Linked DNA regions of Mus musculus: all the other regions are linked to region 1. The links are chromatin loops, found by intact Hi-C in ENCODE. Cell type or tissue: left cerebral cortex. All regions are shown on one strand. Links, peaks and the distances in the headings refer to the core of each region. The heading gives the core; the rest is flanking DNA. Region 1 has its middle 31 kb from the start of Rabl2. Region 2 has its middle 9.7 kb from the start of Alg10b. Region 3 holds the start of Alg10b (asparagine-linked glycosylation 10B (alpha-1,2-glucosyltransferase)). Region 4 has its middle 37 kb from the start of Gm19378. Region 5 holds the start of Syt10 (synaptotagmin X).

Evidence for each region. A loop is a pair of places that touch in the nucleus more often than their neighbours do. Peaks named below come from ENCODE experiments on the same cell type or tissue, not always from the same donor. Only the 100,000 strongest peaks of a DNase experiment are listed, where the experiment ranks them.
Region 2: it touches region 1 in a loop (9-fold over the local background); 37 of 42 quality-filtered maps call a loop at or near these places.
Region 3: a loop joins it to region 1, with 6 times the contacts of the local background. A loop is called at or near these places in 36 of 42 quality-filtered maps.
Region 4: it touches region 1 in a loop (2.7-fold over the local background); 2 of 42 quality-filtered maps call a loop at or near these places.
Region 5: a loop joins it to region 1, with 4 times the contacts of the local background. A loop is called at or near these places in 4 of 42 quality-filtered maps.

Annotation. Positions count from the first base shown.
Region 1 is chr15:89,619,652-89,626,108 of GRCm38, reverse strand. No RefSeq gene overlaps it. Among named protein-coding and RNA genes, the nearest start is that of Rabl2, 31 kb to the right of the region's middle. In left cerebral cortex, for the core only: CTCF peaks have their summits at 2,361 (motif pointing left) and 3,384 (motif pointing left); DNase peaks (open chromatin) are centred at 2,345, 2,941 and 3,332; H3K27ac peaks cover 963 bases.
Region 2 is chr15:90,211,336-90,217,792 of GRCm38, reverse strand. No RefSeq gene overlaps it. Among named protein-coding and RNA genes, the nearest start is that of Alg10b, 9.7 kb to the left of the region's middle. In left cerebral cortex, for the core only: a CTCF peak has its summit at 2,644 (motif pointing right); a DNase peak (open chromatin) is centred at 2,673.
Region 3 is chr15:90,222,259-90,228,715 of GRCm38, reverse strand. Alg10b (asparagine-linked glycosylation 10B (alpha-1,2-glucosyltransferase)) reads right to left here and starts at 4,405. Exons shown (of 3, transcript NM_001033441.3): 1 at 4,108-4,405; 2 at 2,862-3,059; 3 at 1-1,392. The coding sequence starts at 4,278. The coding sequence ends at 337. It overlaps Mir7648 (microRNA 7648), which reads right to left and starts at 4,356; the gene lies at 4,304-4,356. In left cerebral cortex, for the core only: CTCF peaks have their summits at 3,285 (motif pointing right), 4,142 and 4,629; DNase peaks (open chromatin) are centred at 3,334, 4,152 and 4,518; H3K4me3 peaks cover 1,973 bases; H3K27ac peaks cover 1,017 bases.
Region 4 is chr15:89,726,946-89,733,402 of GRCm38, reverse strand. No RefSeq gene overlaps it. Among named protein-coding and RNA genes, the nearest start is that of Gm19378, 37 kb to the left of the region's middle. In left cerebral cortex, for the core only: a CTCF peak has its summit at 2,977 (motif pointing left); a DNase peak (open chromatin) is centred at 2,914.
Region 5 is chr15:89,838,577-89,845,033 of GRCm38, reverse strand. It overlaps Syt10 (synaptotagmin X), which reads left to right and starts at 3,174. Exons shown (of 7, transcript NM_018803.2): 1 at 3,174-3,415. The coding sequence starts at 3,265. In left cerebral cortex, for the core only: no CTCF peak of the experiment used is centred there; DNase peaks (open chromatin) are centred at 2,627, 3,214 and 3,551; H3K4me3 peaks cover 1,785 bases.

The DNA of each region.
Region 1 (6,457 bases), core at 893-5,892:
TTTTTTAAAAAAAAAGAAAGGGAGGGAGGGAGGAGAGAGAGAGAGAGAGAGAGAGAGAGAGAGAGAGAGAGAGAGAGAGAGAGAGAGAAAGAGAGAGAGAGAGAGAAAGAGAGAGAGAGAGAGAGAGAGAGAGAACAGACAAATACCCAGCCATAAGAAATGAGCATTCAGGAAATGTGGAACACCGCCCAAAAATATCAAATCTTTATAATCTCAGAGGCTACACTCATATAAAGTCTCACCAACATGACTGTCTAAAAACAGAGAAGAGAACAAGACACGCCAGAGTGAACAGAGGGAAAAAAAAAGAGGTCTCATCTCTACGCAAGGATGGGGTAACCAGGGATGCTGGGGTGGGAGACATGGTGCATTCCCCAGGGAAGTGCACATCAGTGGGGTGACCACTTGTGTTCATTGATGAAAACGTACATCCAAGATTGGTGCCTAGCCCAATCGCTATCAGAGAGGGTTCCTCCTGCAGCTGGTGGGAGTAGATGCAAAGACCCACAGCTAAACATTAGGCAGAGCTCGGAGAACCCTCTCGATGAAGGGGAAGGGTTGTAGGAGTCGAAGGGGTCAAGGACACTGGGAGAACATGGCCTGCAGAGTTAACTAAGCAGGGCTCATAGGAGCTCACAGAGACTGAAGCAGCAATCACGGAGCCTACATGGGTCCACACTAAGTCTTCTGCATATCTATTATGGTTGTTAGCCTTGGTGTTTTTGCAGAACTCCTGACAATAGTAGTGAGGGTGTCTCTGACTCTTTCATCTGCTCTTGGGACCCTTTTCCTCCTACTGGGTTGCCTCACCCAGCCCTGATAGGATGGCTTGTGTCTTATTGTAACTCGTTACTTTGTATTCAGTTGATATCCCTGGGAGGCCTGCTCTTTCCTGAAGGGAAATGGAAAAATGGATTTGGGGGGGGGTGTGCAGGAGAGGCTGGGAAGAGTGGAGAGAAGGATGTATTGTATAAGAGAAGAATAATTTTTTAAATAAAAAAATAGATACAAGTAACATTATACAGATTGAGTAGGCCAAACTTAGGAATATATGTATATAATATATCATATGTACATATGCATGTAACTACAATAATGAAAAATAGGCCAATATTTGAAGGAAAGCAGGGAGGAATATATGAGAGAGTTTGGGTGGAGGAGAAGTGGGGGGAATGATGTAATTATAGTATTGTCTCAAAAGTAAAAAAAGAAAAAAGAAAAAAATCAAAACTTTAAATTAAGGACATAGAAGAGGGAAAAGAATCCCAGGACAATGGCAACAAAGGTGATAGATGAAAACTTCCCCCAAATTAAAGAAACACCAAATTAAAGAGGTACAAGAGGAACAGAGAATCCCAACCCGACAAGACCAGAAAAACGTCTCCCCAAGACATAGTATAGCTAAAACACTAAATATAAGGAACAAAGAAAAAACATTGAAAGCTGAGAAAGAAAAATAATATGAGTCACAGTACACAAGACAGACTGCCAGGATTTTCTTTTGACCTACACATGCACTATGGTGCACACATGTGCTGTGGTGCACACACACCCGTACTCACACCCTCACACAAAGAAGTTCTTTGTTCAAAGTCTGTCTTCACCTCAATCCAACATGTGTGCAAGAAGCAGATGTATTTTGACTTGAGGGACAAGCAAGAAAGTGTCTGTCATTTTCACTCTGAACCTGTGACCTTCAACTCTGAATGTGATCTACACACTCCGGGTCACCCTAGTTCTCAGGAGTTTTTAACCTCCACAATGAAGGTTGTTCTTATCTGTCGCCGTACCCTCCCTTTCAGTGATATTTTGAAGATATTTTTGTTTGAAGATATTCATGCTTTGGGTTTTTGTTTTTTACTTTACTGGACTTTTGTTTATATATGCTATTTTTTTTAATTTTGTGTTTGTGTGTGTGTATGTGTGTGTGTGTGTGTGCATGTGCATCTGTCTGCCTGCATGTATATGTGTTTCTTGTGCTTTTTTCCATTTATTTTATTTTATCCTTTTTATTTGTTTGTTTTATTTGCCTGTTTGTTTTCTAGAGAGGAAAAGGTGTGGAGTTGGATGGGTAGAGAGGTGGGGTGGACCCGGGATTTGATGAGGGAAGGAAAACTAATCAGAATGTATTGTATGAAAAAAAAAAAAAACCTATAGAACCAAGGACTGTTCCTATTTAGCTTGAAATCCACTCCAGGACACATGACGGGGTACTACTGGCAGCTAGTGTCAAAAGGAAAATTCTCCCACGTCCAGTGTCATTGTCATCAATCGAAGAAGCAGACTATACTCGCAGAACCTGGAAGATCTTCCTACGAGAGTGGGTCTCCTCTGCCCTCTGGTGGCAGAAATCTGCATCACACATACTGTCAACGCAGTAGCAGGAAAAGGCTATTTTGAGACAGTGTCAGTGACAAATCATGGAGCAGAGTGATGTCCCTAGGGTGCTGTCATTTGAGGAAAGATACTGGGATGTATAGCTCTGCCTGTGTTTGTGAAACGGTGGCAGGAAATCCTAAAAAGAAGCAAAATGGTCCTGTGGAGCAGAGAAGGGTAGAAAGGAAAGGCATGGCGACTAAGGGGATATTTCCACAGCGTATATTTTCTGTGCTTGGGTGGAGCTAGAGAGATGGGGCCATGGCTTAAGAGCCCTTGTTGCTCTTGCAAGGGACCCAGGTTCGGGTCCCAGCAATCACATGGTGATGCACAACCATCTATAGCTCCAGGGGACACCAAAGCTAAAATAGTTTTTAATTATGTTTTATAAGTATACAAAGCCAAAACAAACTTTGATATGTTTGCCAGTATCAACCTGAGGCAACTTCTCCACAGGGAGAGAGAATAGTTCAGGGCACACCCCATGCCAGAGGCACTGGGAACAATGCCTTGGAAGAGCAGAGTTCTCTGTGCAGGTGGCAGTATGTTTTAAGTATAATATCACATGGCACTTTATTCATTTGCACTACATGTGCACACAAGCACATACATACACAGGCACACATGCACAGAGGTGGGGGAGAGAGAACTAATAAAAATAAATTTTAAAAGTAAAAATGGATGCTATCATACCATATGCAGATAAATATGATTTATCTTTTTTCAGCTCTTGTGCCTCTATATCACGAAGTATTAAATAAAGCTTTCAATATAACACTGTATGATAGAATAGGGTCCCATGACAACTTCTGACTCATGCTTAGTTACAGGACTTAACACGTCACCTTCCTCCACTCTGACTACAGCTCTGTGCTGTGTATCAAGATGGTCCTCACGGAACAGGTGAGGACCTGAACGATGGTGGTTCTGTGACCTCTTCTGGTAAAAGGTATTTATTTATGTGCTTGTTCTGGGGAAATGAGGATATGCATATCAGGCCTGGTGCGCCACCTTGTGGAGGCAAGAATGTAGTGCATCTGAACACAGGCTATCAACATCAGGGCCCACCAGTCACCCTCACCGCAGACACATTCCTTCTCTCAAAAAGAAAGCCAACCCCAGTCAAGAAGGAAAGGCATGCGCACTCTCCAGTGAGGTTCATGTGCATCCCTCAACCTGGCAAAAGTCTGATATGACCAGGGAGTCCCAGGGCACTGATGTCATCGGACAACTCAAGCCAGTGTCTTCTGTCTGGCCCTTTGCCCTGCCCAGGGTCTGATGTACTCTTTACTGAAAGAGGCTTACTCCTTTAAAAGTTACACTCGGGAGACCACCTCCCATTCTCCCCAAACTCTGAGCTATTCCCCAAGCACAAACGTCTAACCGCGCCCATCTCAAGCCTTCACAGGCTGCGCAGGAACCTGGCCAGGCCACTGACCATACTGTCAAGAGAATCCTGCTATCTCCCACCTCCGAACATGGCCACCAGTTCCCGCCAGGAGACTTGGTTTGAATAATGAATATCCATGTCTAGACTCCAGAACCTGCCTGGAAGAGAGACCACTCAGCTATCCTCGCCACCCCAACAGTCGCGTCCAACTCAGCCAGCAAGAAAAACGCAACTGATTTCCGGCTCCAGACAACTGGCCACCTTCCTGGTGAGAGCACAGGGGTCCACCCGGCCCGAGAGGCTTATGCCTCACGTTCCGTGGGGGCCACCTTGGTTCCGGGACTCCGCGGCGGGCGGTCTGCAGGTGAGAGTGTGGAACACAGAGGCCAGCAGCTTCTGGAACGGGCGAGAGCCACAGAGCCTCTGAGGCGGCGCCATTTTCGGCTACAGACAACCTGCCACCTTCCTGGTCAGAGCACAGGTGTCCGCACAGCCCAGGAGGCTTCTGCCTCACGTTCCGCGGGGGCCACCTTGGTTCCGAGACCCCGCGGCCAGCGGTCTGCGGGTGAGAGTGTGGAACACAGAGGCCAACAGTTTCTGGAACGGGCGAGAGCCACAGAGCCTCTGAGGCGGCGCCATTTCCGGCTCCAGACAACCGGCCAACTTCCTGGTCAGAGCACAGGTGTCCGCACAGCCCGGGGGGCTTCTGCCTCACGTTCCGCGGGGGCCACCGTGATTCTGGGACTCCGCAGCGGGCAGTCTGCAGGCCAAAGCAACACAGCTTCTGGGAAAGATCCTGTTTTGGGCCTTCATCTTCGGCCAGGAGGAGGTCCAAACACCAGATAACTGTGCACCTCCCTGAAAGAGGAGAGCTTGCCTGCAGAGACTGCTCTGACCACTGAAACTCAGGGAAGAGAGCTAGTCTCCCTGGTCTGCTGATATAGTGTAACAAAATCACCAGAGGAACAATCTCTAAACAGAGACAACTATAACAACTAACTCCAGAGATTACCAGATGGCGAAAGGTATACGTAAGAATCTTACTAACAGAAACCAGGACTACTCACCATCATCAGAACCCAGCACTCCCACTTCGCCCAGTCCAGGGCACCCTAACACACCTGAAAAGCTAGACCTGGATTTAAAAGCATATCTCATGATGATGGTAGAGGACATCAAGAAGGACTTAAATAACTCACTTAAAGAAATACAGGAGAACACTGCTAAACAAGTAGAAGACATTAAAGAGGAAACACAAAAATCCCTTAAAGAATTACAGGAAAACATAACCAAACAGGTAGAAGACATTAAAGAGGAAACACAAAAATCCCTTAAAGAATTGCAGGAAAACACAACCAAACAGGTGATGGAATTGAATAAAACCATCCAAGACCTAAAAAGGGAAGTAGACACAATAAAGAAAACCCAAAGTGAGGCAACAGTGGAGATAGAAACACTAGGAAAGAAATCTGGATCCATAGATGCGAGCATCAGCAACAGAATACAAGAAATGGAAGAGAGAATCTCAGGTGCAGAAGGTTCCATAGAGAACATCGGCACAACAATCAAAGAAAATGGAAAATGCAAAAAGATCCTAACTCAAAACATCCAGGAAATCCAGGACACAATGAGAAGACCGAACCTACGGATAATAGGAGTGGATGAGAATGAAGATTTTTCAACTCAAAGGACCAGCAAACATCTTCAACAAGATTATTGAAGAAAACTTCCCAAATCTAAAGAAAGAGATACCCATGAACATACAAGAAGCCTACAGAACTCCAAATAGACTGGACCAGAAAAGAAATTCCTCCCGACACATAATAATCAGAACAACAAATGCACTAAATAAAGATAGAATACTAAAAGCAGTAAGGGAAAAAGGTCAAGTAACATATAAAGGCAAGCCTATCAGAATTACACCAGATTTTTCACCAGAGACTATGAAAGCCAGAAGAGCCTGGACAGATGTTATACAGACACTAAGAGAACACAAATGCCAGCCCAGGCTACTATACCCAGCCAAACTCTCAATCACCATAGATGGAGAAACCAAAGTATTCCACGACAAAATTAAATTCACCAATTATCTCTCCACGAATCCAGCCCTTCAAAGGATAATAACAGAAAAAAACCAATACAAGGACGGGAACCACGCCCTAGAAAAAACAAGAAGATAATCCCTCAACAAAACTAAAAGAAGACAGCCACAAGAACAGAATGCCAACTTTAACAACAAAAACAACAGGAAGCAACAATTACTTTTCCTTAATATCTCTTAATATCAATGGTCTCAACTCCCCAATAAAAAGACATAGACTAACAGACTGGCTACACAAACAGGACCCAACATTCTGCTGCTTACAGGAAACCCATCTCAGGGAAAAAGACAGACACTACCTCAGAGTGAAAGGCTGGAAAACAATTTTCCAAGCAAATGGTCTGAAGAAACAAGCTGGAGTAGCCATTTTAATATCAGATAAAATCGACTTCCAACCCAAAGTTATTAAAAAAGACAAGGAGGGACACTTCATACTCATCAAAGGTAAAATCCTCCAAGAGGAACTCTCAATTCTGAATATCTATGCTCCAAATGCAAAGGCAGCCACATTCATTAAAGACACTTTAGTAAAGCTCAAAGCACACGTTGCACCTCACACCAATAATAGTGGGAGACTTCAACACACCACT
Region 2 (6,457 bases), core at 580-5,579, 590 kb before region 1:
GTCCTGGTTTTCTGGAGCAATTCCAGTTCTAGCCCTAAGCATCTCAAACACTGGTGGCCAGTTATCTAGAAAGTTATATATCTTGAAAACGGGGTCCCCATACCAGCAATACTAGCAACCCTCAAGAACCTGTCACAAAACCAAGTCTTCATGCCAGTGCCCTTGCAACTCATGAAACAGAAGGTCAGAAATAGAACCAATGTTTAATAAGCAGTTAAAGGGCTGGGAAGATGGTTTGATAGGTAAAATGCTTCCTGTACAAGCATGAAGACTTGAGTTCAGATACCAACAGCTACAAACAAAAACAAAAACCACCACTAACAACAACAAAACCCAAAAGACCAAAAAGGCAAGCATGGTGGTGCATGCTTGTAACGCTAGCAGGAGGATCTTGAAGCTTCATTAGCCATCCATCCAGTTCAGAGAAATTGGTAAAGTCTAGATCAGTGGTTTCCAACCTGTGGGTCATGACCACATGCAGGGTTAAATGACCCTTTCATGGGGGCCGCATATAATATATACTTCATATCAGATATTTACATTATGATTCATCATAGTAGCAAATTTAAAGTCTTGAAGAAGCAACAAAAATAATCTCATGGTTGGGGCTCACCATCAGATGAGGAAGTCGCTGCAGGAGGACTTCCCTTCTCGAAGAGCAGTGTTTTCCACGTGCGAATGCTCACTGAGGTTGAGTTGGCATATTAAAGGGTTCCAGCACTAGGAACGTTGAGAACTATTGCTCTATAGCATCATCAGTGCCTGTTTCAAAAACTTGAGGTGCAGACCAGTATAGAAAGACATCAACGTCTGGCCTCCGCAAGCAGGCACACGCTCATACATGCACACTTGCACGCAAATGACACATGCACAAGGCTACAACACTCCACACACAAGTTATGACTGTCATAGATTCTATCTGAACCCTGCGCGTGTGAATTTCCACGGAGGTTCTTGCTTTTTGTGTAGCTTTGTGGAGGGATGTATCTTTTCTGGTTCTTTGCTGGTTTTCTCCTACCACCACCAGAAGAAGAAGAAGAAGGAGAAGGAGAAGCAGGAGAAGCAGGAGAAGCAGAAGCAGAAGAAGAAGCAGAAGCAGAAGAAGCAGAAGAAGCAGAAGAAGCAGAAGAAGAAGCAGAAGAAGAAGCAGAAGAAGAAGCAGAAGAAGAAGAAGAAGAAGAAGAAGAAGAAGAAGAAGAAGAAGAAGAAGAAGAAGAAGAAGAAGAAGAAGAAGAAGAAGCAGAAGCAGAAGAAGAAGAAGCAGAAGCAGAAGCAGAAGCAGAAGAAGAAGAAGAAGAAGAAGAAGAAGAAGAAGAAGAAGAAGCAGCAGCAGCAGCAGAAGCAGAAGCAGAAGCAGAAGCAGCAGAAGCAGAAGCAGCAGAAGAAGCAGCAGAAGAAGCAGCAGAAGAAGAAGCAGAAGAAGAAGAAGAAGAAGCAGAAGAAGCAGAAGCAGAAGAAGCAGAAGCAGAAGCAGAAGCAGAAGCAGAAGAAGACAAAAAGGAAAAAGGAAAAAGCTGGGCGTGGTGGTGTACGCCTTTAATCCCAGCACTTGGGAGGCAGAGGCAGGCGGATTTCTGAGTTCGAGGCCAGCCTGGTCTACAAAGTGAGTTGCAGGACAGCCAGGGCTACACAGAGAAACCCTGTCACACACACACACACAAAGGAAAAAGAGAAAAAGAAAAAACAAGTATAGTGTCAATGCACTTATTTCACCAAGAAATGAGACAATTGACTTCAAATATAGATTATTATTTTTCTCCATTTATATCCATAATCAGATTTTTTCTCTCTCAGACGATCACTATATAAAGTGAAAGTACATTTTCATGTTCTCACACCCTATAATGAGGAACATTCATGAAACAGAAATTGCATGAGTTGTTTACTTATTTATTTATTGCACTTAATCCATGCAAAGTGTGGGTGTATCATGAGCTGGATATTAAATGAGTCTGACCGCCGTAGTGCTAAAGCATCAGAGCCATTTAAACACCAAAATGAGGAATGAGACGTGACGATTTTAATTCCTTAAAGACTTCCGTTTTAATAGACATGCTGGTACAGTCTAGCTTGAAAAATCTCATAGTTAGAACTGAGTTTTGCCATTCAAATGTGAATCTGAAAAGCTAGGTCCAGCCAAATTGATGGAGGACCAGAGTGGAGGACGGGAGGCTGACTTGCCCCTTTGGTTTTAGAAGCAGAGGAAAGATGTAAGCATCTTTAAATCTAGAGATTTGGTACTGGGTGTAAGTTAAAGGATTGGAACACATTTTAAATATTATTATTATTTTAGCTATTTTCATGCATTAATTTAGTATAAGCAGAGATAACGTGAGTTTCCATTAATAAATTGAAGTTCAGAACCTAGTACAGATTTCATTCCACAGGCAGAGCCTACCCTTGAGAGAATTCCCGGATTTTGTGTCCTGTCCTGTCCTTTCTTTCTTGTTTTGTTTTATATTCTTTACCTGAATAATATGGCTGTCTATATTAAATAACTTACACCTGTTTAATGTCATAAAATAAAACACTCTACTGTTATTGTCCACAAATGGCACTTTCTATAATTATCAAGTTTATCGATGATTAATTCAAGCCAAAATTTGAGAAAGGTCTAAGCCGTTGGAAGGGTGTAATGACGCTTTTTCCCACTAGAGGGCGATGGCAACTTCTGTGAAATCAGGACCGCTTTATTACCTTGCCAGTTGTGTTTTAGTCCTGCATACTGATAGGCGATCAGATAGTTGCCTAATGAGGCTGCCAGTCAGGATGGCTGTGTTTAGCTTTTAAAGCTCATAATGATCAATAGGTATAATTCCTCACTATCCTTTTCTGTTTTCTATGATATGTTTTCTAACAATCATATAGTCAGGCCAGAAATTTTGGAAGCAGGAGAGAGACTGGAGCATCTGGCAGAGAAAAGTAGGCATGGATATGATTGTCTGGCTGTCCCTGGAAATAAATAGAAAACACTGGACGCTTTCCTGGATCCATCAATCACATGAAGTAAAATCCTTCTCTCTGGGGGGAGGTGAGTTTCCATCCCAGGACTCAGCAGAGGTCCTAAAGGACACAGAGAGAAGGGGCAACAGTCTGCCCTTTTTAGTTAGAGTGCCAAGAAGGCTTTAGGCCAGGATGCCCCACTAATCCAACGGCTGTGCTTTGGCTGGAAGCATGAAATACTGGGGCTGTCTCAGGTGCCGAAGCAAGTCAAACCATCCTAACAGGAAAGAAAGGAAAGCAAGCCTGCTTCCCTCAGACAGGTGAGAGTGATGACCATCGAAGGGAGCCATGATGCAAGTCCACATCCTCTCCTACCATGAGTACAGCACCCGGGTTGAGTCATGCAGTAATGCCAAAGGATGAGGCTCGGAGGCTCCCTCGGGTTTGGAGGACATGTAACCCTGACAAGAGGCAAACACTTTTGGCACCCCTGTAAAAAAGGAAAGGCAGATCTCCACTTTTAAGATCCCACTTATGCACTTTGATTACGTAACCTAAGGTTATAGACCATAGGGAACATATATAAGTGTGTATATTTTCTAGTCCAGATATTGACAAGGGAGCAGGAGATGATTGCACAGGTTTATGCTGCTTCAAGCAGGGTGCATGTTAACTTCGGGTTCCCAGGTTAACACGTGACGCTGCTCACTTTTTATCTCACACACACCAGTGCATTCGCAGTGGTATCTCGTTTAGCCTTAATTTGCTCTCTCTGGAGACGGTTGAAAAGAGGACGTTTTGACATGGTTATGGGTCATTTGAATACACACTCTTTCTAAAGAGGGCTTTTTCAATTCAGCTGCCTTTTTTTTTTTTTTTTCCTTAAACAGAAGACAATTTTGATGGCAATTATAAGAGTTCTGAAAAGGCATGCAAATGTTTGGATGGCGACTGGACAACGTCGCAGCTGTGCGGAGGACCGATGTCCTAACAGGATCAGAGGTTGTCGGCTTCTGGGCCAGAGAGGGTTCCCAGAATCAGGAGCCAAGTTCTGGCATCAATGAAGATGACTCTGACGTCTGTCTTTCTGGTTCTTTTATACTCCTACATGCCTAGTTTTCATGTATGCATTTGAAAACATCACCCAAAAAGGTTTGGGGGGTTTGCTTGTTTCTTTCTTTTTATATTTTAAAGATTTATTTGATTTATACGTGTACATTATAGCTGTCTTCCGACACGCCAAAGGAGGGTATCAGATCCCATTACACATGGTTGTGAGCCGCCATGTGGTTGCTGGGGATTGAACTCAGGACCTCTGGGAGAGCAGTCAGTACCCTTAAACATTGAGCCATCTCTCCAGCCCCCACAAAGTTTTTGTTTGTTTGTTTGTTTTTGTTTTGTTTTTTTAAGGATTTCACTAAATATTGAAAAAGAATAATTCTCACATCGTTGTTCAAGAATGAAAGCTAGACATTTTGAATTTCAAACATGATAGTTATTACAGGTTTTATGTAGTCATCTAAAATGCTCTAAACGATCCCAAATTAGCAGGACATTATAAAATAATAATTTTATTAAAATGCAATAACATTTTAGCCCACTTTCAGCCTCTGAGTTTTAAAAGTCCAGCTGCTGTCTGTCTTCTACTTTCTGACTTCCCCAGTTCTCACCATCTTCACAATGCAAGCCTTGGCTGCTGCACCTTTGGAATATTTTCTTTCTCACTGTTTTTGCGTGCTTTTAAAAACATTCACGAAGACTTCATAAGTCAGAACCTTGTATTTCAATGGTTAATATAAATCTTTAAAATTGAAATACCTTCCATTGAGGGGATATCAGAAGAACATTATATATAACTGAAGTTACTCTGGACTTTTATCTCCATTGTCTAATACTGAAAAATCAAGCCATGCTAATGCATACACTCGGACGGGTTTAGAGAGTTTATGATGGTTATAATGGAGAAGAAATAATCAAAGATTGGTAAGAATAGCATCACTTTTTTTTGAAAAATGGCAAGTTTTTCCTTATATTAATATAAGAATCAATTAAGTACATAATAAACTATTTGGAATTCAATTCCAAGTATGTCCTAGCCTGGGGGACTAAGTTCAGGGACAGATTTTTACTTTGTAGGTATAAGGTCCTTGATGTAATTGCCTACATTGAAAAAAAAATGTGTGTTGTGAGCCGGTACAAATCTCGAACACTGCTGTTGATTTGTGACCAGATGGAGACAAAGGCCAAGAATGCATTGGTTTACTTCTCTGTGGATGTGATAAACACCATAACCAAAGGGAGTCTGAGAAGGAAATCGTGCTCTTGGCTTCTACATCCCAATCACAGTCAGTCACCGAGGAAATTTAGGGCCGGAACTGAGGCAGGGAACACGGACAGAGGACCATTTACTAGCCTGCTCCCCAAGGCTTTCTAGCCTCCTTTTTATATAACCAAGAACCACCTATCCAGGCTTGGCACTGACCACAGTGGACTGGGCTGGCTCATAGCAATCGTTAAATAAGAAAACACCTCACAGATTTTTCTTACTGGTCAGACTGGTGGAGATAACTCCTCAATTGATACTCTCTCTTCTAAAATGAATCCAGCTTGAGTAAAGTTGAAACAACAACAACAACAACAACAACAACAACAACAACAAAATCCACCTAACCAGCAATCTGAATAGGGCTTTCAATCCCTATAAATAGCAAACTGTCAGGGTAACTTTATGTCCCTGGCATCTAAGTCCAAAAAGTGAATCTATATTACATGTATATCCTATTTCTCTACTATTTCACAGTTGAAGTGATTCATCTAAACTATTTAATAAGGTTATCCATATACGATTACTTAGAAATGAAAGAAATCCTTGTTGCATACATAGTTTGAGGAAAATTTCAAAAGCATTGTGATAAACAAAACTTCATCTAAAAATAAAAGTTTGATTTCATTCTATGCCCAGAAAACACTAAGTATGCTTACCTGATGATTCAGGAGGTCAGTGGACCACCTTCCTTCCTGTCAATATTAATGTTCAACCTTCTGTCTTTACCCTCCCTTTTTGGTGTGTTGAAAATCTAATGTTTTGTGGTTATCTAAGACGGACTTGTGAGGATAGAGAGATGGTACAGAGAGTGAGGTGTTTACAATCCATGAGGATCATCACACAAATCGCTAACACACAAAGCCCACGTACGGCAGTGTATGTTTTAGAGGGAAGAGATGGGGAGATCCTGGGGTTCCATGGCCTACCATCCTAGCTGAAACAGAGATCCCTAGATTCAGTAAGAGACTTTGTCTCAAAAACAAGGTGAGGAGTGATAGAGGAAGAATTCTTAAAACGCCGACTTCCGCTGCCCTCCCGCCCCCCACCCCACAGCTAATTGAAGAGATGGACTAGATATTAGGAAGATGGGAACTTGATGAGAGAGCTTAACATGGTGCAATCAGTGCCTTCTGCCCCAAAATACATAAGTAATTTAGCCTATAAAATAGTCTGTTGACGCATGAATAA
Region 3 (6,457 bases), core at 687-5,686, 600 kb before region 1:
TGGCAATTTCACTCAGAAATACTGCTGGGTCATTTATTTGTAAGTGGTTTTCAACTTACTTGCTGTTCTTTACAAAAGAGAGTTGGTGAGTAAGTTCAAGCCCTGCACAGCTTACCCAGCCCCCTAAATCTATACACACACAGAAAAGTTCCCCAAACGCTGAAAAGACTCTCACGACAACTGCAAGCAACTTTATTCCTACTATTCAGAGCTTTTAGGCTAGTCTCAAACTTAATTCTACTCACTTCCCTGGATTTACTCAAAAGAAATTCCACTTCTATTTACCCAGTTACTTGTTGTAGAAACAGTCTTTTAAAGTTCAAATTATTCCTACCACTACCACATAAACCTTTGGATGTCCTGACTATTTGGCCACTGAAAAGTCTTGTTCAGAAAGATATAAAAAGTTACAAAATTAACAACTGTATAGCAACCCAGTTCACAAACGAGTCTAGATATGGGTGGCAGAGGTATGTTAAGCCTATAAATAATGTATGGTAGAATGAAGTAACGGAATTCTAGTAGTTTCTGAGGAACTGTAGAAGCAACCAAGCATACAAAAAACATTAAATTCCAGAAAATTGACTTAGCCTTTAAAGAGTCAGCTATAGCCCAACCAGCAAAAATGTAGGCTGGAACTAATAAATATTTGACAACTTCATGTCTCTGAAATACTCTTTTCCACACATAAAATGTGTAATGCCTATTGTCTGCCAGTAAATACTTATGGACATAAGTGAATTTCCAAACCAAAAGTATCGAGACTAACGTAACCACAGAGAACTGGACTCTACGCTTCCAAACTAAGCTAAGGAAAGTCTTGACTTTGGTCAGAGAAAGTAGGTGAGGGAAGGAGAAAAAGGCAGTAAAGGAGAAGAAATAGAACAACTGAGGAAAATGGAGACAGGCCTCGTGACTACTCCGGTCACCAACAACAATGCCACCATTAACTACCACAAAGGCAAAGAACGCCAACAGCAGAAGCACGTAGGGCCAGGTCAACAGGAAGAGCATTCTCAGGTTCTTTAGGGACATGGCGTACACCAGCAGAAACTGCAGCACTCTTCTGAGCTCCGAGAGCGGTCCCTTCGTGGGCGCAAGCCTCTCCTCCTTCTTCTTCTGCAGCTCAATCTTCCAGGCTTCACTGCACTTCTGTGCAATGAGGTGTCCTGCACAGAAGGCCGCCCAGATGATGTTGGTCTGACGAAACATGAAACCACAAAATCCAAGCAAGGCCGAGGTCCTATGGTTGCCATAAAGACACATCAAATAAGCAAAAAGAGTGAAGAATACAGACCCAGCTTCTGTATAGTAAAGGAAGTTAAAAAAATAGAGGGTTGGAAACACTGCTAGGGTTAATGTTGACAAGATTCTCTGGATACTTGAAGAAGCCTTGAAGGAAAAAGAAAAAGTACTATTTTTAGGATAAAATAAATATGACATTTTCTTGCTGAATTAATAAAGAGATTTATTTAAATATTCACTGAAGTTTAATTTAAATGAATTGTATTTCTGGCTTTGCAACACCATGTTTAAGAACACTTCTGGTAATTGTTAATTATATTAATCATCTTGGAAACTGATAAAATACTAATGAGGTGCAGCTCTTAATAGCTTAAAATCTTAAGAATCACAGAAGAAATCATTTAGTGGTCACTGGATCTAAGACACTGGACTAAGGCACATGAGGAATACAGAGACTAGAGCACAGAAAAGACGTGGCCAGCTGCATCACCCTGAACTTACGTCTTAGCCATCCTCACCACCCTTTGAAGACAGCCCTTCAAATCTCTACACTGGAGACAACAGAAATGTGCAAATCGTACTAAATACCCTGCCCCATGATCCTACTTTTTGTATGACAAAATTACAAGGATTTTTCCTTTTAGAAAGCATGCAGGCCTACTCTGAACTCAAATGTCTTCTTTTTCCTTTTCTAACAATTTTAGTTAAGTGTATGGAATCTCTTTGATTAAAGTCCTCCTCAGGCCAGGTGTGGTGATGCATGCCTTTAATCTCAGCACTTGGAAAGCACAGACAGCTGGATCTCTGTGAGTTCTAGCCAACCAAAACTGTACACAGAGTTTGAGGTCAACCAGCGTTATATAGTGAGACCCTGTCTCAATCAATCAATCAACCACACAAAAGTGGCGCTCCACAACAGCTTATAAACTTAGCATATACATTGCTTCTTGTTGCTCCCGAAACCCTTGTGCCTTCCTATCTCCCATCACTCCATCAGGCTGAGACAGTATTTCTCTGCTCCTGTCATGTATCGGGTGAATCCTCACAGTACTTTATACCTACCTCCTCTTCATAATTCATAAGACCTTATAAACATTGTTGCCATAGCTGACATTTATTGAAGTCTTGCAGTAGGTACTAGCCTAAGCACCTTCCATTTATTAAGTTCCTTTACTCTTAATACAAATTCAATGAGACAAATTTATTATTATTAAAATCACAAAGGAGGTAAATCTGCTCAAGTTAATAGAAGCTGTGGCCAGGATTAAATTTAAACCCAGGCAATCTACTTCCAAGACTTGAATTATGAAATCACACCAAAACTCCTCAACTTAAACTCATTTCCACAAAAGAAGACCTAAGTTCCCAAAGAAAACATGGAACTATTAAACTGGTTTTGTTCACTAACAAACATCTACTTTAGATTTTCAAATACAGTTATTCCAGAATTTAAATGCAAGTATCTTCTAAACATGAGTAGAGAATTTCCACTTAGGTTTGAAAAACAGACACCAACACTCTAACTGGTAGACATTTTCTTCCGTAACTTATAAAGCCAATTCCTCACTGTGGACTTTAGTGCACGGAAACTTGTTGTAACTGTATCCTGCACATACCTTGTTTCTGGGTTGCACCTTCCTGAAGAGCAAATACAGCAAGTAGAAGTTGCCAACGCTGAAGAGAAGATTGACAAATCTGAGCACCCCAATGGAGCAGATCACATGCTCAGACCATCCAAGGAGCCAGCTGGCAGGTTTGACCACACCGACCGACACCAGATACAGGCCAGGTAATGTAGTGATCATAGGATCCCACTTAGAAAGAAAAGACCACCAGTCAAGCACAGCAAGAGTTATCCCATTGATATAAAATGCCAAAAAAAGATAAATAAATAAATAATCAAGTTTCATTTGTCCTAATAATGAAGAACTTGGAGAGGATCGTCTATGACATAATTAATAAATCCTGGCAGACTAGACATCTCTTAAGTTTTATTTTTAAGATGTAGTGTGTGTGCCATGCACCTGAGTATACTTATTTGCAACATCTGCATGCAGGTACCCGAGGAAGCCAGAAGGTGGCACTGGATCCTCTGGACCTAGAGTCACAGATGGTTGTGAGCAGCTCACTGTGGTAGAAAGAAGTCTGGTAGCCTTCTCCAGGACAACAGCAAGAGCTCTCAACCACTGAGCTACCACCCCAGCCCCATTTTAAGAACGTTTTGCTCCCTGTCTCAAATCTGTCTGCCATTATTAAGGTGACAACAACCAACAGACAGTAAGTTATTCATTTCTACTTCCTAAGGCTTGCTCTTTAGAAAATGCATATTCTGCGACTAAATTGTCCAGGTCCCAATTTTACAAACTACCAGGCAAACAATAATGAGAACTCTGGTGGATCTTAAGATTCTTTGCACTGTGCATATTTCTGTAGTCAGATATGTATTTTTTTAAATGATGCAATCTGACTAGTTGCCAATTTAATCCAGACAACAGTAAGTTTCTACGACCAAGAATGAAGTTAGAATAAAACTATCAACTTTTGGGGGGCCCTAAGATCCTCCACTCCGCGTTCAAAATACCGGGTGGAAAACCTCATAGGTTAAGCTTTAGGTAGTTTTTAATGCATGTTCAAGGGAGCACCTGCATGTCTCTAGTGCTAGGGCTTAGTTAGACAAATCGGTCAACTGCCAAGAGGAGCTATCATCTTTATGCATTCACCTAACAAATATGCCATAATCTCGAGGCTAGGTACAGTCACTAGGCAGCTCCCTTCACGGTTTAAGTCTGGGAGGGCTGACGGGGAGAGGAAAGGCACAGGTTGGGAGGATCCGTCCCGGGGGCAGGGCCAGCAGAGACCAACCTGCGACAGGGAGAAGCGGCCCTCGCAGTACCGCTGCGCCTGCGGCAGGTGGAAGATCTCGTCCATGTACGGCTCCCGCAGAGCGCGGCTGAAGGCGGAGAAGAGCAGGCAGGACACCAGGAAGGTGCAGCTCAAGGCGGCCGAGAAGTAATAGCCCTCCAGCTGCGCCATGGCGGGCGGGCGGGCGGGCGGGCAGCCGCGTCCCGGGCCCAGCCCTGGGCAGCCCGGAGCGCCGAGCCCGGAACGCGGGCTCAGAGGCCCAGCGCTGCGGGACGAGGGACAGCAGGGAACAGGACGCAACGCAATGGATGCTGGGAGAGCGTCGGACGGAAGCGTGGGGGGGGGGGGGGTCACCGGTTCCGGAGTGGAGCATTTATGCAACGACGGGACGGTTTCTCTGTCAATCACTGCTCGCAGCTCTCAGAGTGGCCAGAGGCTGAGGGAGGGGCGGGTCTGGGCTCGGGCGCGGGAGCTGTTGTAGGTGATGCTGCCGCCGCCGCTAGGCTCTGGAAAAGAAGGGTGTCTTGTGTTGTCTGTTGCTCTCCAGAAGGCGATGAGTGGTCCCAGCTTTCTAACCTCCAAGCTCCCAAACTGCATTCGTTTGCGGTTATCCCTGTTCTCCATTGCCAGTGAGATGAGACGCTAAAACCATCATTACAATGCTTTTCCTCTCATCGTCTCTGGCTGATAATGAAGGTTGATGCTTTTTAGATGGAAACATACAACCAGCCCTTCGCTTCAGGGCGACTTTCCCTTTTGAAGAATCTATTCGTTTACAGGGCAATATTTTCCTGGTGCCTGGTGAGGAGTTGGGGCATTTGTAGGTGAGGAACACTCCTCCGTGAATATAATTTTAGTTGCTATTGCCGTGAGTGGTGGCTCACACTTGTACTGGCCCCATTTGAGAGGCTGAGGCAGGAGGATTGTTCCCAGTTCTAGATCAGCCTGGGACACTGTAAATGTCGTCCTTAAAAATAGGTAATAAATAGTCATTAATATCTGTCTCTGTTGGAGTACGTTTCCCTTATGCATCTTAATGTGTGGTGCGATGGAGTATTTATGTGTGTAGTCTCAAAAAGTGCTCACATGTATGAAGTTGAGGGCTACGGAGACTTCAGATAACCCCTTTATTGTGAGATTGGAATTGAGACTGACGGTGGAAGATATTTGAAGAAAGCTGAAGACAAAGTATGTTTTCAGCATGGTTGGTGATGCTTTGTAGGAAAAGCTTCTGGAAAATTCGGGTTGATTTTGCCAGCAGCACATCATATAGCAGCTGAGATTGCTTTTAAATTGTCAACCTTGGAATCAAAAGAAACTGGGTATTCTACTAGTTCTCCTCGACTATTAGAAATAACCAGAATTAAATTACGTTAGGATTCATGATGACGTTTCTTAACTCCCTCCACCCTTTACATCCTCTTTGATTACAGAGAACACGTTACACTTACCAATTTGAGACCATTCCCAGATAATTTAGTCTACAATTGACCTCAGGCCCAGTGGGCTTGCTCAATCATGGCCAGTGCATACCATAGAAGCTTCTGGCCCTTGCTAGATATGATGGATAAAGGGAAGAGCACAAGGCTGCCTTCCTATGCTAGACATTCTCGTCAGAATAATTGCCACTAAGAACTTGGTTGGACATCCAACTCCTTTTATATGTGCTCCCTACTCTCCTTAGTTAACTGAAACGTTTCAAAATTTAAAAATGTAAGGTTTCAGAACTGCCAGGTACCTTTTCTATTAATTTAAGCTTTTTTTTTTTTTTTTTTTTTTTGTGGAACAAGATGAAGATAGTAATATACCTAAAATTATGTAGAAGATGGCTGTTTACTGGGAGTTGTAACTATAGTCTTATGGTTTATAATTTCTACTGAATTGAAAGTGCTTCATCATTTGCAGTTTAAATTTATATCTCATTTCTGTTCCCATCAGCCAAGTAGAAAAATGTAAAACTTTATTATTAGAGTTTTGGGGTTTTTTTGTTGTTGTTGTTTTTTTGTTTGTTTGTTTTGTTTTTGTTTTCGGACAGGGTTTCTCTGTGTAGCCCTGGAACTCACTTTGTAGACAAGGCTGGCCTCGAACTCAGAAATCTGCCTGCCTCTGCCTCCCGAGTGCTGGGACTAAAGGCGTATGCCACCACGCCTGGCTTGGTTAATGGTTAAAAGACTTTTTTTTTTTTTTTTTTTTTGAGTGGGAATCCACTGATAAATTTGCTCCCTATGCAGTGCTCCTAGGAAAAACCCAAAATAAGGCCATTGGTTCAAAAAGTTCACTTTATAGACAGATAATATCAAAATGTGCTGGACAGGATTGTAAACACAAAAAACCTAAAGTATAAGCTCTC
Region 4 (6,457 bases), core at 625-5,624, 110 kb before region 1:
CTTTAAAATAGACATCAAAGGAGTTCAGAATCTCAGAAGGGAATGCATTAAAAACCTGTACTCTGCTCACTTCAGCAGTGCATACAGAGAATGACTCTTGCACGTGGATGGCATAAAAATTCACAACATTCCAAAGTTTTGCTGACAACCCTTTTGCAATTGACCCCACGAAAAATCCTTAAGTGAAGCACAAGGCAAGGACTACCAAATACCAAGTATGAATATGTTCAAGGACCTCAAAAAGAATATGAATAAATATTTAATAAAGGCCATGAAAATATAAAAATAAATGAAATAATGAAAACCTTTCAAGACATTAAAGTAGAATTTAACAAAGAAATGAATCACTAAGGAAAACAGAACTTGAAATAAAACTAGAAATGAAAATTTTAGGATGTCAAATGAAACCTGAGAGGTAAACCTCACCAAGAGATTATAAGATATGAAAGAGATCATTTCAGATCTTGAAGACAATGTAGGAAAAAAATGGATACCTCAGTTAAAGAAAATGTTAAATCTTTTTTTAAAAAATTAGGCACAATCTGGGAAACTATGAAAAAAACAAACCTAAGAATAATAGGAAGAGAGAAAGGAGAACAAACCAGGTCAAGCTCCAGAAAATATTTATAACAAAATCAGAGGAGAAAATGTCCCCAATCTAAAGAAAAAGTTTCATATTAAGGTACTAAAAGCATAGAGAAGAACAAATAGAAACAGAAAAGAAATTTCCACAACAGATTATAATCAAAACATTAAAAGTACAGAACAAAGAAAGGATAGTAAAAGCTATAATGGAAAAGTGACCAAGTCACATAATGGCAGGCCCATTATAAATAAACCATAATTTTTAAATGAAGACTCTGAAAGCCAGAGGGGCCTGTAAGGATGGTCTGCAAACTCTCAGAGACCACAGATGCTAACATGGGCTACTGTACCCAGCTAACTATCAACCACAATTGGTGGAGAGAGAAAAACATTCCGTGATAAACCCAAATTCAAGTAATTTCTGCCTATCAACCCAGCTGTAGAAGTCACTAGAAGGAAACTTCAATGTGAAGAGGTTAACCACATGCAAGGGGACACAAGGAATAAATAATTGAAGGAGAATAAGTCAAAGAGATGAGGGAGATACAATAACAACAAAACAGGGATCAATAAACACTGTTCAGTGATAACTCTCAACAGCCATGGTTTCATTCCCAGTGAATAGTCACAGCCTAACAGATTAGGTGAGAAAACAGGAGCCACATTTCTGCTGCATCCAAGAAACACACCTCACCTTCAAAGATAGACATCCCCTCAAGGTGAAAGGACTTAAAAAGGTATTTCGAGCAAATAGACCCAACAAGCAAGAAAGTGTAGCCATCTTAACATCAGGAAGAAGAAAAAAAAAAAAAAAACAGACTTTGGACAGAAACTAATGAGAAGAGATAGTTAAGGACACAAAACAAAATGCTCATCAAAGGAAAAGGGCACCAAGAGGATAATACTACTCTAGACATTTATGCACCAAACAAAAGACCACTCAAATTCATAAAATAAACACTACTACAACTAAAATCATATATTGACCCTCAAACAGGGATAATGGGTTACTTCAACACCTAACCCTCACCAATAGATGCGTTATTCAGGTAAAAAAAAAATGCTGCAATAAAAAAACATCATAAATCAAATGGACCTAGCAGACATCTAGAGGACAGTCCATTCAAACACTAAAAAATATACTGTCTTTTCAGTAGCTCAGGGAACTTTCTCCAAAGTTAACCAAATATTAGGAAACAAAGGAAGTCTCAAAGATACAAGAAAATAAAACTAACACCATGAATTCTATCTGATCACCATAGAAATAAACCTGAATATTGGTGACAATAGAAAAAGCAGAAAGTATACAAACTCATGGAAACTGAGTAACTCACTACTGCAGGAAAATTAGGTCAAGCCAGAAACCAAGAAGAAAGTTGAATCATTTTACAACTGAATAACAATGACAATGTAACTAATATCTGAAACTATGTGACACAAAGGAAATCAGTGGCTTTAGGAGACAAGACCACAGCAGAAAGTGGGTATATCAAGCAAGTGGAGAGACCTCGTATTAGTAACCTAATAGCACACCTGAAACCTCTAGAACAACAAGAAGTAGTAATACTCAAAAAAAAAAAAAAGTGAGCGGGAAGAAATAACCAAACTCAGAGCTGAAATCAATGAATAGAAGCAACCACAACTACAAAGAATCATTGAAATAAAGTCTTGATTCTTTGAGAAAATACGAGATTATAAACTCTTAGACAAATTAACCAAAAGATGGAAAGAGAAGGACCAAATGAATAAACTTATATGAAAAGATTATAGTACACAACAAGGAAATTCAGGGAATCATGCAAGCAAACTTTAAAAGAACCTGTATTCCAAGAGGCCCACCCACCACCACACATGTGCAGGCGGGCAGAAAAGACCCACCCATTGCAAGGCCTGCTGGGAGCAGGAGCCACCATGAGGTGCAAGTATGTGGTGGAGATATAGGAGAAAAAGGTTTGAGCACTATGAGGAACAGCACTGGAGATGCAAGGGTAGAAGGAGACAAATAATCCGATGTGAGTAGCCTGCCCTGCCACTTGAGGCCATGGTGAAGTCCCTGCCAATGCTGCCACTGGGAGTCATGTCTAGGTCTGTGGCCATACAACAGCAAGGGTCTGCACCAATGTCGGTGGCTTAAATTACCACCAAATGCCATGATGCTGCCAGGGACCATGCTGGTGTCTAAGTTGTGCAGTCCTGGCCCCGCCTCTCACCGGTTGTGGCACTTGGGAGACTGGACCCTGCACCATTCGTGGGTGGCACAGTAGAGTGGGCTCTGGTGGCAAGAGCACAGATGAGCCCCTGACAGCCTGAGTATGGGAGAGCTAGCCCCACAGCTCATCTGCCTTGAAGGTGCGGATGCAGGAGAGATGCCCTGCCCCCTGGCGGCCACACAAGGTCATGAGACCTGGAGAGCTGTCCCTGCCCTTCACCAGCTATAGCACTCTGAAGAGGAGACTCTACACCTCAACTGGGCAGAAATGGCCCTGCAGACAAGGGTGTGGGTGAGTTGGCCCTGAGGGAAAGCAGGAGAGATGGCCTTATCTCTTTCTGTCTGTAGCATTGGGTGAGCTAGTCAGGGCAGTGATGGAAAGCTGGCCCTGGTGGTGTGGATGCAGGAGAGCTGGCAGGCTGACCAACTCAGCTACTGCCCAGGCATAGATCCAAGGCTTTGAGTTGGTCTACCACAACATCTCCACCACTGATGAACTGCTGGAGCATGTGAAGGGGCCGGTCCTACAGATCCAAAGCTACAGGACCTCCATGACACAGGACAACAGGATATCTGAGAGGAGTACCAGTGAGAATCCAGTATTGCTAGAGTAGCAGACACCAGACGCCTCAAACACCACCAGTGCAATGAGCACTTGCAAGTAAAGACGTGTAGACGAAAGGGTACACTGTAATATACTGTACCACACTCCAGCTTCCAGGACAAGATATGGTTTTGTTTTTTGGTTGTTTTTTGGTGGTGGTGGTGGTGGTGGTGGTGGTGGTGGTGGTAGTGGTTGGGGGGGTTGTTTTTGTTTTTGTTTACTTGATGGTTAGTTGGTTTGGTTTGGTTTGGTTTGGTTTGGTTTGGTTTGGTTTGGTTTGGTTTGGTTTGGGAAGGTAGGTGATAAGGTTGCAAGGGCAGGGCCAGATATGAAGGGACAGGGGAGATGAGTGGGATTCGGGTACATGATGTAAAACTCACAAAGAACAAATAAACAGGGTTTTTAAGCATCGTAGAGGAAAAATGGTATAGTTTATCTTATAGTTCCAGAGGGGAAGAAGTTATAAAATGTGTAACAGGCAAGGAAGGTATGATATCAAGACAGGGAGCTGACTGCTCACATCCAATCCACATCCAGCAAGCAGAGAAAGGGAATGGGAAGTGGGGCAGCGCTCTAATATTCAAATCCCGCCTAAAGTGATGTACTTCCTAGCAAGGCTTCATCTCTTAAACATCCATGACCTTTCGACACAGTGCCATACACTCTGACCACTCAGTGCTACACTTGAATCCTAAATACCTTTGGAGATATTTGAGTTCTTTCGGAGTCATTTGAATTTCTGCCTTTGGGGTTCTTTTGAGCCCCTTGTGAATCTGATTCCGATAAGGAAGCATACACGTTGTAATTGTGTGTCGATAACTAGCAGTATAGCAACCTCTTTAGATGAGGAAATTGTCTAAAAAAAAAAAAAAAAAACAGAGACTGTTAGACAACTGAAACAATGGCTCCCAGTGAACCAAATGTCCTCAGGAATCCTATGTTGGAGCAAGGAAAAGAACGACTCTCAGGTGTTTGCCAGAGCAAAACCTGAAAGTATATTTCTATTTAAACTAAAATTTACATATTCTTTCTCATGTGTGTGGGGGAGTGTAAAATTGTAACATTACAATATAAAGGTAGAAAGAGACCAGGGATCTTTTTTCTCCCCAATTTCATCAAATTGTAAAGTATACCATTTTCCTTATCAATTATATTAAGATGTGATAGGTTTATGGATTTAAGCGATTTCTCCGATGCCAGGGACTTTATATAAGGAGCTATCAGGGTTACCAGTTTTCATTGGTTTGATCTTGGGAAATACTAAGTCTGCTACCTTGATGCTCCCTACAGAGATCGCTAGGTGATAAGAGCTTCCTAAATTTCTGGTGATTTTGTAATGTAGTCTGAATTAATGTATCTGTATGTATCATTTTGTGTCTAAAGCAAAATGAGACAAATGTTTTTACCTCCAAATTTCTGGAAAATAACTTAGTAGCAAGTCTGCAACCACTTCATTTGCTCAGTTTTAAAAAGGACATGCCACATTTTAAATGCATGCACATGATGTGTGCATGCCTGTGTGTGTGCATCTTTTATTTATATAATATAGGTGCTATTATCTCTGACACTCCCTCTCTCTTTTTCAGCCGCAGCATCTTTTCAAAAAAATAAGTCATTCAAGTTCCTTATCTTAACCATGCTTAGATGAGACACAGGGACTTGAGTTAATTAGCACTTAGAACCGAATAATTACTCATTTTACAGACAGGCTGTTTTCACCTTTTAAAAGCTCATATATAATACCTCCCAAAGACTAGCCACAGAGACAGGAAATCTGATCTGTTTCATCATCCCATAATTTGCATAAAATGCATGCGTTTGCATTCAATTCTCTTGTGCAACTCTTTGAAACTATTAACAAGTCAGTCCTTATAAGTCGTTAAAGCCAAGCCTAGCCCGTTTGCACTGCTACAGCAGGATATTTGGGCTGAGAATTCTAGCTAAAGAGCCTCGTGGAGACTACAGATTTCCATTGTTAGGCTGCCTCCTATTCTTCACTCCTTTACAGCTTTAGGGTAGCCAATAAGATAGATTGAAGAATTATGATTGGCTTCCCCCCCCCCCAACGCTCCTATTATGTTATTTCAGATTTCCTTAAAACCCTATTCACATTGTCGAACAACGGAAATAGACATTTCTCTTGTAACTCATCTGTAAGTTCTTGGCAGTTATTGATTTTGCACCTGATTGAGACAGTTCTTTTTGACATTTCAATCAGCCACTTCCGCATTCGCATTCTCCACCTTAGACAGATACACGTCCCAACCTGAGAGACTTGGGCTGAGGGCTTCGTTTTTTAAGCTCCTGCCATATGAAAGGCAATCTTCTGTACACATGTAACCTTGCATTTCAATTTTGCATCACAAGGAAATCTTTTCCGACAGCTTAAGCAAAAATTAGGAGTCCAGAAATAACGTTAAATTTGATTGACTGTGGAATCATTAGTGCTTCTCTATTCAGGTGACAATCAAAGGAGCTGGAATCTTTTAAAAGCTGAGTTTTCACGTGTAGAGCAATGGAAAAGAAACACTCTATACCTTGGGGATCGACACATTTTTACACTGTTACATCCTGGATCACACATGGCTTTTTATGGACAAGCCTCTTTAGTCAACTTTTTGTTTTGTTTTGTTTTTTGTTTTTCTGTTTTGGTTTTTTGAGACAGGGTTTCTCTGTGTAGCCCTGGCTGTCCTGGAACTCACTCTGTAGACCAGGCTGGCCTCGAACTCAGAAATCCACCTGCCTCTGCCTCTCCCAAATGCTGGGAGTAAAGGCGTGTGACACCACCACCCGTTTAGTCAACTTTTTTTTTCTTTACATACACACTTTAAGGTGAAATTTCTGTAAACCAGATTGTGGATATTTAATTACACTTATGTTAATGTCTTCAATAGAAATATCATCGATACCGTGTTAACCACCTGATCAATGCAATTACGAATGGACTGATATAGCAGAAAAGAATGGAAATTACACAGAAAAAAAATAAAGTATATTTATAAGGAAGGGTCCACACTTCAGCAGGAAAAAAAAAAAGCCTACAATTTGGGGTTTTGATA
Region 5 (6,457 bases), core at 852-5,851, 220 kb before region 1:
ATACAATATACCCTGATTGTGGTTTTACACACACACCCCACACCGCTTCTCCCAGATTCTCTCCCCACCACCACCAAATTCTACACCATCCCTTTCTCTTTCTTGTCAGAAAACAGACACCTAAAAACTAATAATAACAGAAATATTTTAATAGCGCAATATGACAAAAGGAACAAACACGAACAAGAGACAATGAAAAAGTAAAAGAAGAAAAAGCACGCAGAGACACAAACATAAGTTTCATGAAACATACAACCATAAAGCACAATGTCTTAGTCAGGGTTTCTATTCCTGCACAAACATCATGACCAAGAAGCAAGTTGGGGAGGAAAGGGTTTATTCAGGCTTACATTTCCAAACTGCTGTTCATCACCAAAGGAAGTCAGGATTGGAACTCAAGCAGGTCAGGAAGCAGGAGCTGATGCAGAGGCCATGGAGGTGTGTTACTTACTGGCTTGCTTCCCCTGGCTTGCTCAGCTTGCTCTCTTATAGAACCCAAGACTACCAGCCCAGGGCACCACCCACGATGGGCCCTCCAACCCTTGATCACTAATTGAGAAAATGCCCTACAGCTGGATCTCATGGAGGCATTTTCTCAAGGGAGGCTCTTTTATCCGTGATATCTCCAGCTTATGTCAAATTCACACAAAACCAGCCAGTACACATAATATATATATAAAACAACTATAAGGTTTAAAAAGAGAAGGAAGGAGGAGAAGGAACAGGAGGAAAAAAAGAAAGAGAAAAGAAGCCCTGAGACAAATAACCTTCCAAAATTGCCATTGAGTTAGTTTTGTATTGATCATCTACTGCTGAGCGTGTGGCCTGTCCTAAGCATGTTTTCTATAACCAGTGAACTCTGTTGGAGTAAACTAAGTTTTCATTTGTAAGCAGTTACCAGTTGGAGACATATTCTGGGTAAGGGTTGGGGAGGGGGAGTCTTCATACAAGGATACCCCACTCCCTTGTCTCTCTAGTCTCAGGTTCTTGGCCACCCAAGCACGGTTGGGTATGAGTTCCATCTCCTGGAGCAGGACTTAAATCCAATCAAATACTAGCTGGTTATTCCTACAATGCTTGTAGCATTACTGCCCCATTGTATCTTGCAGGCAGGTCACAATTACAAGTGGAAGGGTTTGTAGCTGGGTCGGTTTTTACCTTTCTTCTTCAGAAACATCCCACGTACCTTCCAGTAACCATGAACACTGGTCCATAGGAGTGAAGTCCCAGTGTCGGCAAGAGCACCACTTCTCCATCTTCAGTGAGTTGTGTAGGTGTTGTCTTTACCGGAATGGCTTCTCTGTCATCTAGTGGAGAGCCACCAATACCTTTGACAATAGCTTGAGTTGTTTGGGGCTTCTATGGGACCCTTTGAACAATAACTACATTAACTATAACCTATCCATGGACTTGGAAGTTTCATTTAATTGAGGGATGTGCAGGTAGGGCTCTGTTTCCTCATTATTTGGTGATTTCAGTTAGATCACTTTCATATATGTGTACATTTTAGAAGCTTCTACTGTATTGGGTTTCTATATGACTCCTCAAATGGCTTTAAGTGTCCCTCTTCAACCCCCCCCCTCCTGCTTTCTACCTTCTCCTTCTTTGATCACCCCTCCTTGTCGTGGCTTGAATGAGAACAGTCTCTACAGGCTCATAGACTTGAACCCTTGATCCCCAAGGAGTAGCTATTTTAAAAGATTAAGAGGTATGCCTGGTAAGGAGTGTTTCGGTGGTCACTGGGATTCCTGGGTTAGAAAGTGTTTCTAGGTATTGGGAGCTGTCCCGAGAAATGGGAATGGGCTAGATAGGAGTGGTGGAACTGAGAGAGTACACTGGAGGGAGGGTAGCCTGCCTGTTCTCCTGGCAGGAGCAAAGTGGTTCCCTGTAAATAGAGGCAGAGATCTAGGAGGGGCCCCAGGCAGGTGGTCAGCTACAGGTCTGGGGATGATTGGAAGGCAGGAAGGAAAGTGAAGATTGCATTGGCTACTCAGGCAGGTATGGCCAGAGGGTTTACAGGGAGTACCTCCAGGGGTTAGAGACTGAGATAAAGGGATTCAGTGAGGAGAAGTTCTGCATTATCCTGTGGGAAATGGGGGCTGAGAGAACTTTGTGGCAGCAGCAAATGGTCTTCTACAAAGCTGAGGATAAGACTGGCGACTTGGAATTGGAAAACAGAGAGTGAAGAACTATCTGATTCACGGGCTGGTGTGGAAAGGGTTTTTAAACTGAGTAGTTGCTTTTATCATAGCCTGTGGTAGCTTTATCATAGCCTGGGGTAACTGCTTTCTAATTTTATTTTGTATCTTCAGCTTCATTGCTGATTTACACCAACTTGAATTAGAGAAATTTAGACGGGGGTCGGGGGATTGATGCCCCCCATTAAAGCCCTTTGTTCTAACAGGCTGTGAAAAAGACTTCAAAACAATGTCTTTACAATTAAGAGTGCGCCTGTAGCTGATTGCACTGAACCTAATCCCCCACACTCGTTTGACACAGAAATCTTGTCTTCGCACTGTTTAAGCCGCCAGCAGAGAAGAAACTAGAATCAAGTGGCGTCTCTCAGTCACGAGTTATGATTTCAATAAATAAAACCCTGATGGATGGCATATTTCGTTCTGTAGATGACAGTGAATTCAAATTTTCCTGTTCACAGTGCCGGGTAAACCCAACTTCTGATGAACCTCACTGCTGGTGATAACAGTGTTCTTACCTAGAACGTTCTCTATCCCCAAACTATCATTGTTCCAAGTCGTTTAAAAACAAATTGTAAACAGGTGTCACTCTACCTCGCATGACCTGTCTTCTGATTACTTTTATTTAAAAATAAAAATAAAGATCCGCAGGTCTGGAACGGGGAATAGCTTTTCCTTTCTTTCTTTTTTTAAAAGATAAAGAATCGGGGAGGGACCAGGGAGTAGCAAAGTTGGATTGAAAGGGAGAAATGAAAAGAGTGTGACGGGGGCTCAGAAAGGTGTATGGAGGGCACTGTCGCCTCTGCCCCCGCTGCCCGCGCCAGCCTGCCATTGGCCGCGCCGCCCAGCACCCGGGAGGCGCCGTTCTGCGCGCCGCCGCCCCTCGCTCCCCGCCGGCTGGGCTCCGCGCGCGCCTCCGAGCGCTCCGAGGAGAAGCGCAGACCTGGCAGCAGCGTCCGTTGGCGCGCGCCGCCCTCCTGCGCCCGTGCCAACCATGGGGCCAACTCGCAACTCTTAGGGCTCTGCCTCAGACCAAGGGAGATCAACGGAGCTGCGAGCAGAAGCCAAGATGAGTTTCCGCAAGGAGGACGGTGTGAGCAGCCTGTGCCAGAAGGCGCTGCACATCATCACCGAGCTGTGCTTCGCGGGTCAGGTGGAGTGGGACAAGTGTTCGGGCATCTTTCCAGCCGATAGGAGCGGCCAGGGAGGAGGTGGCACAGGTAAGGGGATCCGCTTGCGCTTCCCGGGACAAGGGGCATTTTCGGGGCTGACTTCCTGGCTGGAGCTTATCTTGCCGGGCCTCGGGGGACTTGCTCGCTGGATTTGTTGCCTGCACCTGCTAGGTCTCTGCTCCCAGGCTGCTCTCGCGCTCTCCCACCTGCTGCTCTGGCGTCCCAGGGACTCGGTGCTCTAGCTTGTCCTGCAGGGTGTAGCAGAATCACCCAGCCTGGCAGGAGAATCTGCGCTTGGCCTCAAGGAACCTAGTTCTAGAGGGAAGGCTGTGTCGTCAAGCCCCAAACGCAGGAAGGATCCCTCAGCTCTAACTTTCAGATGCAACCTGTCGAGCTCTTCAAAGCTTCCAATGCCTTTTATAATGCATATGTAATTTTCTAGCGCTTCTTGGCTACCGTGGCGAAAGGGTAGGGACTATTGACACCAGGCACTCAGGACACTTGTCAAAAAAATGGAAAAGAGATTTTAAATCCTTTCCAGTTGCGTCCAGAACCTTGGAAGCAAATATCAGGGGGAAGAGATGTAATCAGATGACCCCAGGGTCACTTGATCGCTTTAGGAGATGCACTGGCTCCGTGCGTGGGGGGGTCTTGTCTCATTCACTTTGTTTTCTCGAGTCATTTTGGTCTCCAGGCAAGGGTTTCTACCTTCTGGGTAGCCAGGGCAACAGGTAAGCGCAACCGCAACGTCAGGCTCAGGAGAGAAGTGCAGAAGATGAAAGAAGAGTTATGGTTTCACCATCGACCCTAAGAGCTAGACAAAGGAAGGGAGAGTCTGGTGGGATGGGAATGGGTCTGGTTTAGCTGTGTCTTTGGGTTGTTTACATTGACTGTCTCCAAGGTTTCCAAATGCTCTGCTGATGGCAACAGAAGCAGGGCGGGGGGGGGGGGGGGGGCAGGGGGGGTTGTCTGAGCTTATCAGAACCAGGGACTCTTGAAGCAGAATGATACATTGTTGTTGCTGTCAGTGTGATAGAAGCGTCTTTTTTTTTTAAATGTATAAACACAACCAAAGCCATTTAAACCGCGTGTGTGAGTGTGTGTGTGTGTGTGTGTGTGTGTGATGCAAAGGATGTAAAAAAAAAAAAAAATCAAAGTGCTGCTGCTACTGTAAAGACCTCTGTAAACCGAGTAAGCTCGTCTAAAATGCCTTTAAGTGAACATTAAGCCTAGGTTCAGAGTGGAGGAAGTGAGAACACTTAATTCTAAGGACATGTATTTGATCACCAATAGTCAATGCAGAGGCCATACCCCTAATTCTTATTCTTTCTTGGCCCTTGCGATTACACACGAAGAGGTGGTTTCCTGGCTCTCATTGGCTAACAGTGTTAGAAATTGCATGACAAATGGACGCTAAAACAGGTTCGGTTCTCGACTGTCCAAAATGTGTAATTGTGTTAATTCGAGGTATGTAAATTTCATGGTATGTAAATGGCAGTAAGAGTTCTGAGGTTTTCATAATCACTACAGTGCTTAACTGTAGTCCTAATTCTCATTAGACATTCATTTGGGGGAGAGAAGGGGATGAAGAAAAATGACTCTAAAACAATTCAGTATTTTTCTTTCTTTAAGGACAATACGTACTATTAAAGTGGGAGATCCTGTCTGATATGTGAACATAGACAGTAGCTCTCACTAGAGAAAGACAGTCCACAAATTACTCATGACATTCGAAGATAAAGGAGAGTCCTCTGCTTTTTCATTTGTAAACTGTGAAATCAGTTAAAAGCAAAGGGTTCTGAGTTTAGTGCTCCGATATTAATGGATAATAGAAGCAGACTTGATGGTTATTTGCTAAATGTTTAATTATATCAGCTAGCTACTCAGATGCCTGCTGTTCTGTGGATTTTCTCACAACGTGGGCCCTTTTTTATGGCTCCTGCATGAAAGCACTTCCAACGGTTGCTGTTGACTGCATTGTAGGTGACTTTTATTGATATGATAGTGGTTCACTTTTAAAGTAACCGGTGCGTTATAGCTAACAGTGTTCTTTTTACATTGCAGTGACAATCTTGAGATTTGAAATTGCATCACTCTTCAATCTGTCACCCAGTAACAGCAAGAGAAAGATTCATGTAATCCCAGACAAAGTCATTGCCACAGGAAGGGAGTTAGAAATCTAGTATATCACTAGGACAGAGATGCGGCCCTGGAGGGTCCACCGTCCAGCCAATCAAGCTCAGGTATTGGTGAAATGTTGGAGATTTAGACTGTAGTGACTAATGCTAACTAAACTGCCCTTCTTAGATGCTTAGTAAAAGTCATTAGATGAATCAACAGTACTCCATAGAATACAATGTAGTATAACAATACTATGAGGTGCGCCATGTGTACATTTATTTTAGGTATTTTCCTCATTTACATTTCCAATGCTATCCCAAAAGTCCCCCATACACTCCCCCAACTCCCCTACCCACCCACTCCCACTTTTTGGCCCTGGCGTTCCCCTGTACTGGGGCATATAAAGTTTGCAAGTCCAATGGGCCTCTCTTTCCAGTGATGGCCATCTTTTGATACATATGCAGCTAGAGTCAAGAGCTCCGGGGTACTGGTTAGTTCATTTTTAAAAAAACTAGATGTGAGAGAAGCTTAAAAACAAAAGACATTGAATGACCCCAAAATCGATATGTTACCCTATAAAGTCATTTAGTGCACAACATGATATAACCAAGAGAGCTTATGGGAAATGCAAAGAAATAGGTTCCTCTTGGGGGTTATTTCTAAGATATACTATAATAGTATATACAGTATACATAATCATTTTTAGCTGGTTTTATGCTCATTTCTGGACAGGTTTTGACAGTTGCATAAATGTTTATCAAGTTTAAGAACCTTATATTGCTTGGAAGTCAGAGCTCCAGATCCACCACTAAGCAAGGCCATTGAAGTTCACAGCCACATGCCACAGCTGTGGATAACTAACCCTAATATAAATATTTTAATAAGCATCTAATTCATCCATGTTCAGATTTGTTTTGTACAATTTTAATATGGGAAAACAGATTCTTAAAAAAAATTAGACAAATTATT